Linked DNA regions of Homo sapiens: region 1 is linked to region 2. Evidence: read pairs that join two places in POLR2A ChIA-PET (ENCODE). Cell type or tissue: OCI-LY7. All regions are shown on one strand. Each heading gives the region's core, and the rest is flanking DNA. Links, peaks and the distances in the headings are about the cores only. Region 1 overlaps LINC02611 (long intergenic non-protein coding RNA 2611). Region 2 overlaps MGAT4A (alpha-1,3-mannosyl-glycoprotein 4-beta-N-acetylglucosaminyltransferase A).

Region 1 (4,397 bases), core at 257-4,256, 140 kb before region 2:
CACAAAGTAGAGAGGCTCAGTAAATTCTTATTGAATTGAAATACAATTTTTTTTTTTTTTTTTTTGAGATGGTGCTTCACTCTGTCACCCAGGCTGGAGTGCAGTGGTGCAATCTTGGCTCACTGCAGGCTCGACCTCCCGCATTCAAGCGATTCTCCTGCCTCGGTCTCTTGAGTGGCTGGGATTACAGGCGTGCACCACCATGCCCAGCTAATTTTTGTATTCTTAGTGGTGACGGGGTTTCACCATGTTGGCAGGGCTGGTCTCGAATTCCTGACCTCAAGTGATCCGCCTGCTTTGGCCTCCCAAAGTGCTGGGATTACAGGCTGAAATAGAATTTCCGATCATAAGTAATTGACCCGAGTCATCAATAAAAGGCTACATTATATTTGTCACATTCTTTTTTTTTTTGAGACAGGATTTCACTTTGATATGCAGACTATAGTATAGTGGTGCCAACTTGGCTCACTGCAGCCTCAACCCCCTGGGCTCAAGCAATCCTCCTGCTTCAGCCCCCCAAGTAGCTGGGACCACAGGTGTGTACCATCTTGCCTGGCTAATTTTTGTATTTTTTGTAGAGACAGAGTTTCACCATGTTGCCCAGGCTGGTCTCAACCTCCTGAGCTCAAGGGATCTGCCTGCCTTGGCCTCTCAAAGTTTTGGAATTACAGGCATGAGCCACTGCACCCATCCCATCCCATTTTTTTTTTTTGAGATGGAGTTTTGCTGTTGTTGCCCAGGCTGGAGTGCAGTGGCGCAATCTTGGCTCACTGCAACCTCCGCTTCCCAGACTCAAGCAAGTCTCCTGCCTCAGCCTCCCGAGTAGCTGGGATTATAGGCATGCGCCACCATGCCCGGCTAATTTTGTATTTTTGGTAGAGACCAGGTTTCACCATGTTGGTCAGGCCGGTCTCAAATTCTTGACCTCAGGTGATCCACCTGCCTCGGCCTCCCGAACTGCTGGGATTACAGGCATGAGCCACCACACCTGGCCCATCACATTCTTTAAAAAGCGGAGAACTGATTAACACATTCTTGAAAATGTGGAGCAAATGTTGCATGACCAAGTGTTTCTTAATCAGTTTCCTGAAATTGCAGCTGTCTTCTTTCAATTCCCATAAAAGTGCTTTAACATTTTTTATACTAATACTGTAGTTCCTCAAATTTTGACTTCTGAGCACCAATAAGGAAATGTGGAGAGAAGGGACATTGCTACACAGTTGGTAGGAATGGAAATTAGTATAACTATCATGGAAAACAGTATGGAGCTTCCTCAAAAAATTAAAAATTGAACTACCATACACATCCAAAGGAAATGAAATCAGTATATCGATTGGGGGTGCTGGCTCAGACCTGTCATCCTAGCACTTTGGGAAACTGAGGTAGGAGGATCATTTGAGTTCAGGGGTTCAAGTCCAGGGGTCTCCCTATGTTGCTCAGGCAGGTGGATCACCTGAGGTCAAGAATTTGAGACCAGCCTGACCAACATGGTGAGCAACATAGGGAGACCTCATTTCTACTAACAATTTAAAAATTAGCTGAGTTTGGTGGTGCACACCTGTGGTCTCAGCTACTCAGAAGGCTGAGGCAGGAGGATTGCCTGAACTTGGGAGGTCGAGGCTGCAGTGAGCCCTAAGCATGCCACCGCACTCCAGCCTGGATAACAGAATAAGATCCTGTTTCAAAATTTTCTTTTTGATTGATTTCTGAAAAGAAATCAGCATGGCAAAGAGTTATCTGCACTTACATGTTCACTGCAGCATTATGCACAATAGCCAAGATATAAAATCAACCTATGTGTGTATCAATGGATAAATGGATTTTTAAAATGTGGTATATAAATGCAATGAAATGCTATTCAGCCTTAGAAAACAAGGGAATCCTGTTATTTACAACAACGTGGATGAAGCTGTGGACATTTTGCTAAGTGAAATAAGCTAGGCACAGAAAGGGAAATACCACATTATTTCATTCATAAGAGAAACCTAAAAACCTCAAACTCATAACAGCAAAGTGGAATGGTGGTTAACAGGGAGTCAGGGCAGAGGTGATGGGGAATGCCTTTAATGGCCAGAGAATACCAATTTTCAGTTAGGCAGAAGTTCAAGAGGTCTATTATACAGCACGGTGTCTATAGTTAATAACAATGTATTGTATGCTTGAAATGTGCTGAGAGTAGATTGCATATGTTAATTAGTGTGATTTAGTCATTTCACAATGTAAACATATATAAAACACGTAGTACATCATAAATATATATAATTTCTATTTGTCAATTGAAAAACAGTCGTCTGGACCTGCTTCCTGTCACATAGGTCAATTTGCATCTTTTTTTTTTTTTTTTTTTTTTTTTGAGACTAGCGTCTCACTCTGCTGCCCAGGTTGGAGTGCAGTGGTGCCATCCGGGCTCACTGCAGCCTTGAACTTCTGGCCTCAGATGATCCTCTGGCCTCAGCCTCTCATGTGGCTGGGGCCATATGTACTCACCACACCACCTGGCTAATTTTTAAAGTTTTTGTAGAGCTGGGTCTCTTGTTAGTTGCCCAGGCTGACCTCAAACTCTGGGGCTCAAGCGATCCTCCTGCCTCAGCCTCCCAAAGCCCTGGGATTACTGGTGTGAGTTGCCACACCTGGCCTAATCTGTGTCTTTATCAATACTATAGGAAACGAAAAAGAAAAAACAAAGAACTAAACAAACTACCCCTTAGACTCAAATAGCCAATTACTGAAACTGAATTTGACTCGCGGATTCTGGTTACTTGTGCATATAGCCCAGGTTTCTTTGGGACCCCAGGGCTTGTCATCAAAGACAAAGTATCTAGTTGAATGGGGGAGATCATTAGGAGGCAGTGGCAAGCCCCAGAAAAGAAAGTGTCCCACCGTTGGGAGGCACATGGGGAGGCGGGTGGGAGTTCAGTCACGCCTGGCAGAGGATGTATGGAGGCAGGTCCCTCATGCCTTTAACTGCTCCACTGCTGCCTTACAACAAAGGAGAGACCTTCCAGACCCTCATCTGGCATCCTTCCCCTCTTTTCTCCTGAGCCCTGACATTCTGGCAATGCTTCGGCAACACAGAAGATAAAGCGTGGAGAGGGAGACTCAGCCACATTTTCTTACAGATGAGGGTGTGTGGCTGGAAAAGGGCCATTATCGACTCCTGTTCTCGCTTCCCCTCCTCTCTCAGAGTCTGGAGAACTTCGAGAAAAAAGGAGGAGGACACAAAAGGAAATAACAAAAAAGATGCATCCGGAGCAACTATGAGGATGGTAAATTGGTGTCTAATTCTGAAAATCATAATTGGTATAAATGCTATGTACTGTGGAAGGAGGGATGAAGGGTAGAGGGAATAAAAAAGAACATGAAGTTAGAATCCTTGGCATGAAAGCCTGCCATTTATACAAGCAAACAAACAAGATCAGGGACTATCAACTGGCTGGCTGAATTGGACCAATAGGCAGGTTTATTCAGCCCCACACTTCAAAAATTAGGAGATCTCCAAATTAAAATCTGGGAATCTGACCTTTTGTAACAAATCAGAGGATTTGCAACACCAAGAGCATCATCACAGGCAACGACCAGCTTGGATGGGCAGCGGCTGCCCCTGCAGGTGGGTCAGGTGCTCTTCCGTTGGACACAGTCTCCACCACTCCCTGTCGCTTGCTCCTTGCTCCCCATCAGCATAACTGTTTGGGCCTTATAGCATATGCATTTATCACTCCCTACTAGGACGTCCACAACATGAAATGAGAGAACGATTTGGTAAGTTCAACAAAAGGCATATTATGCAGCCACCATACATTCTTTGTGGAAAGAGAAGTGGCATAAATCAATTCATAAATTATCTCAAGTTGTTTCCTCTGGAGTCCTGGGCTGGCTGTTGGATGAATTCATCTGTCTTCTAGCAGATGGACAAGAAAATTGAATTGTAGTGGCCCATCAGGTGTCGATCGCAGCCTCTGGGTCCGTGTAGGTGAGCCCTCACCACAGAGAGAATGAGAGCTGGCTCTAGGACGGGGTGTTGATCTGTGCACAGCTGCCCGGGAAAGGGCCTAGAGAGAGGAGCTATGGGTCCTGCACTGACATCAGCCTTGAACATGAGGCTGGCGTGGCAGCGGCGGCGGGGTGGGGGGGGACATGAATAATTCATATCGCAACCAGATTGATGCTCAGTGAGCTTCAATAGGAATGAATTACCTTGTGTGCATTTCCTGCCTAAATGTCAGTGTATCTTTTCACAAGCGCCTGGGACGGGTTTATGAATAGGTGCATTCTCTGATGCCTCTGCTTTAGGCAAGGCAGTTTCAGAATCTTGGCTGAGTTTCCAACTTCTGACTTGCTATTTACAAACTGTAATCATAAGATTTCAAGTGACACATGACTGAAAAAAAAAAGCCCTT
Region 2 (4,397 bases), core at 229-4,228:
GAACTGTGTAGAGGAGGCATTATTTCTTAATTCCTTCTAAATGTGCCTTTGGAAAGAATACACTTGTATTGAGTCCCTGCTCAAGGTGAACAACTGTGTGCGTATTTAATTAACAAATCAAAATTTGTTATTGACTTAACATTCAAAGCAATCAGACTGCGTGATGGTACAGATTATATTTTGGTAAGATTTAGGTAAATCACAATTTACAAAAAACCTATAGTTTAAAACATGGTTGATATAAGAACAAATATATTTTTGTTTTTTAATTTGTAGTGAGAAAAATTATAGCTCTGCCTAATTAAGTAAATTGTGAAGTTTTTAAATATGCACTTCTTCATGAAAAATATAAAAGCTGAATGAAAGTAGAAAGAAGGGGGAAAGAAATTACCTGTGCCCTGTCAAAAGACATCTACTAGAAATATTTTGGTGTATTCCTTTCCTGCCTTAACTCAGTGATATTTTATGTTTGCTTATCTCGGTGTATCCAACAAGTATTGATTTTTATTTTGAAGGAAAATTTGAGAATGGTGTTGCAGAAGGAATGGTGGATCCAAGTCTCAATCCCATTTCAGCCTTTCGACTTTCAGTTATTCAGAATTCTGCTGTTTGGGCCATTCTTAATGAGGTAAGCATATATCAAATCAGTGAAACAACTTAGAAACTACATTTTTATTATGTTTTTATTTTGTATTTAAGGCCTTTTTGGAATTGAGAATTAACAGCTTTATCATACCTTTTATGATTTTGTATTTCAGATTCATATTAAAAAAGCCACCAACTGATCATCTGAGAAACCAACACATTTTTTCCTGTGAATTTGTTAATTAAAGATAGTTAAGCATGTATCTTTTTTTTATTTCTACTTGAACACTACCTCTTGTGAAGTCTACTGTAGATAAGACGATTGTCATTTCCACTTGGAAAGTGAATCTCCCATAATAATTGTATTTGTTTGAAACTAAGCTGTCCTCAGATTTTAACTTGACTCAAACATTTTTCAATTATGACAGCCTGTTAATATGACTTGTACTATTTTGGTATTATACTAATACATAAGAGTTGTACATATTGTTACATTCTTTAAATTTGAGAAAAACTAATGTTACATACATTTTATGAAGGGGGTACTTTTGAGGTTCACTTATTTTACTATTATAGACCCTCTTTTATAGATTATCAGGGATTATATATATAAATATATAAATATACATAAAAATGTTATGGAATTAATTTATTAGAAACACTTAAGAAGTACATATTTTTGTGCAGTAGATTTTTGAATCGATACTTTTTTTGAAAACCAGTTTCCTTGCTTTTTTAAGTTCTTTCTATATTTTTCTTTGGAAATGCAAACATTACAAACCAATGCCATTTTTCAAATGCACTGCCATTTAAGATTGATTATAGATGGATTTCTTAATTGAAGTACTTTTATAATCACAGTGACTGAACAAAATATTTTCAAAGACATTTGTCATTCCTTAAAGCCAAGATTTTAAAGACTAATGTCCTTCCTGAGGGTTACTTTACTATACTGTGTATGGTGTATAGCCACAGAAAGTCAGTCTGATAAATTTTCAATGTGTAAGTGTGATGCATTCAACCCAGATTATTGTAGACTTAACTTATTATATTTCCTCTGATATGTAAAATGACAAACTCTTCTTTCCTTTTTAATCTTTGTCTTTAATCCATGAATTAGGTGCATTATCTGCTGTTGATTCTTTTATATCTGCACTCATTTTATGACGTCAGACAAAATGTTTTCTAGGTGTTGCTATTGTATGAGTCATAATTGGTATAATTTTAAAGAAAATTGTAATATTGTTTTTTGGTGAAATATATTATTAGTAGTATATTTTCCAAAATGATTTTATTGTAGTATGAACTGATAAGTGAGTCCCGTGTCCAAGAGACTGTATTTATTACTCTTAAACACGCTATTCCAAATGATATTACTACTATAAACAAAGAATATTACCGGTCTCAGCAATCAGTGATCTTTATAAAAGTACTTTTAAAAAATGATGAATTATCACCAGGCGCTGTGGCTCACGCCTGTAATCCCAGCACTTTGGGAGGCCGAGGCGGGCGGATCACGAGGTCAGGAGATCAAGACCATCCTGGCTAACACGGTGAAACCCTGTCTCTACTAAAAATACAAAAAATTAGCCAGGCGTGGTGGCAGGTGCCTGTAATCCCAGCTACTTGGGAGGCTGAGGCAGGAGAATGGCGTGAACCCAGGAGGCAGAGCTGGCAGTGAGCTGAGATCGCACCACTGCACTCCAGCCTGGGCGACACAGCTAGACTCCGTCTCAAAAAAAAAAAAAGATGAAGTATCAACATCAGTTCCCAGCCAGTCTGCTTGGACACACTGGGGTGCCACAAGTGGGTTGCAGGTTGGTTGCAGACGGGCAGAGATGGATTCTGCTGAGCTTTCAGAGTGACCACTGGCTGGGGCCTAGCGCTGGGGCAAGGTTCCAGCTGGCTGCCTCTAGCCTGGAGGAGCTTCATCTAGTTACCCAATGTGCTGAACCAACAGCATGAAATAGCATCATTTCCTGTGCTGTGTTACAAAGTGCAAACGTTTGGAAACACTGATACAGTACAATTATTTCCATCACTCCATGTTGTTATAATTTTTAGTTACTTTTCTTGATTGAAAAGTCAATCACATTGCCAAAAATGATTTTTATGTCAGTTAAAGGCCAGTTGAAATTTTTTTATTAGGATGTTTTAAATTTACTTTTCACTTTCTTGAATTTTTTTCTTCTCAAATTTCCTTGGCCCAGTGCCCATGAGCAAATTTCATTCAAAAACAGGAATAACCTTTTGTCATAAAATTTTGGCACCAGCTTGGTATACTAAATTACTGCAAAGATAACTGAGTACCAGAAGTAAAAATCTCTGCAGGTGGGCTTAGGAGTACTCTTGGGTCCCTGGTTCCTCAGTTGCCAACTCTGGTTTCATGAAGAAAGACCATGCTCTGAAAATCTAGGGAGGAGAAAGTTATTGCAGCACCTGGTGTGATTTGTTACAACTTCTTTAAAGACAGCCTGCCTGGCTAGCTTTTTCCTGTTTTCATGCAGTTTGCCCTCCCAGCATTGGTCCACCTGTTGTTCCCAAGAAACTCATTCTTGTTCCCAAGACTCCTTTTAGCCAAATCTTTCCTATCATTCCAGGACTTTTTTGTGCTTCTCTCCCCATGAATCTACCCGTGCCTAGGGTGTGTGCCAGGCACGTGGCAGGTGGCCAGTCAGCATCTGGATGTGAGACCAATTATTCCAGCCTGCCCTCCTCTTTCTCTTTTTATCATTTTGTATTATTTTTGAGACAGGGTCTCGCTTTGTTGCCCAGGCTGGAGTGCAGTGGTGCTCTCATAGCTCACTGCAGCCTCGATCTCTGGCCTCAAGCAATCCTCCTGCCTCAGCCTCCCAAAGTGCTGGGATTATAGGTGTGTGCCACCATGTCCAGCCCCCTTTCTCTCTCTTAACTCCCTCTCCCTGCTGTCGTTGCCATACTCTTGCATACACAATCGGTTGTCTAGTTTTTGATTGTTTGTGTGTATGGTGTGTGCTGTCTCTCTGACCAGATTTCAGGTTCCTGAGGCGAGCCTGCAGCTCATACTGCTCATCTGTCCTCTCCTATGGTGGGTGCTCAGGGCCTCTCACTGTTAGTTACTCCCTCCTTTCTGCCCAGTTCTGCACTCAACTAGTAGAAGCAGCCATCCTTTCCCCAAGCAGGAAATTGTAGTGGTCGCCCTTAAGAGCAGTGTGAGGGCAGAAGATTAAGGGAGGGGAAGAGTCCCTGGAACTGGAAGAAGGTAAATACTTTGCCTTGAGAGGGCGCCGAATCATTTTACCAAAATAGTAAATGGAAAAAGTGTCAAAGGTTGGGACTAGTTTTAAAAACACATATAGCCAGTAGACACATGGGGGCTGTTTAAATAAAAACATTTTTTTACCCGGTTCTGCCATCACACACACTAGTGACATTCCAAGTACTCAGTGGCCATGTGGAGCTAGTGGCCACCACACTTGACACCACGGATGCAGAACTTTTCCATCACTGCAGAAAGCTCTGTTGAACAGTACTGTGTCCAGAGTGCTAATTATGAACAGCTTAGAAACCACAATTAATACATTCTCATGAGGTTAAAAGCAGACATGGGAATAGAACATAATGCAAATGATGATGAATATTTTGGGTGAGAAGAGAAAGCTGAGGACCCATTTCTAGGATTCTAAGATGTAAGATTTCTTAAGTTCTTTATCTTAGTCTCATGCATTCTCCACATCACGCGCTGTACCATACTGTGTAGTCAGAACAGACAGTGTGATTGAAAAGCTTTGGAAAAAGTTAACACAAAGGATTATTTAGCACATAGGCTGTAG

What was found. Peaks named below come from ENCODE experiments on the same cell type or tissue, not always from the same donor. Only the 100,000 strongest peaks of a DNase experiment are listed, where the experiment ranks them.
Region 1: POLR2A ChIA-PET joins it to region 2 with 5 read pairs; 2 of 35 experiments call an interaction of 5 or more read pairs at or near these places.

What each region holds. Positions count from the first base shown.
Region 1 is chr2:98,761,366-98,765,762 of GRCh38, reverse strand. LINC02611 (long intergenic non-protein coding RNA 2611) reads left to right here. Exons shown (of 4, transcript NR_126337.1): 4 at 3,185-4,397. Among named protein-coding and RNA genes, the nearest start is that of LINC02611, 8.3 kb to the left of the region's middle. In OCI-LY7, for the core only: no CTCF peak of the experiment used is centred there; DNase peaks (open chromatin) are centred at 1,071, 2,342 and 4,152; H3K4me3 peaks cover 2,961 bases; H3K27ac peaks cover 3,672 bases.
Region 2 is chr2:98,621,954-98,626,350 of GRCh38, reverse strand. MGAT4A (alpha-1,3-mannosyl-glycoprotein 4-beta-N-acetylglucosaminyltransferase A) reads left to right here. Exons shown (of 16, transcript NM_012214.3): 15 at 516-628; 16 at 759-4,397. The coding sequence ends at 785. Among named protein-coding and RNA genes, the nearest start is that of UNC50, 16 kb to the right of the region's middle. In OCI-LY7, for the core only: no CTCF peak of the experiment used is centred there; a DNase peak (open chromatin) is centred at 2,520.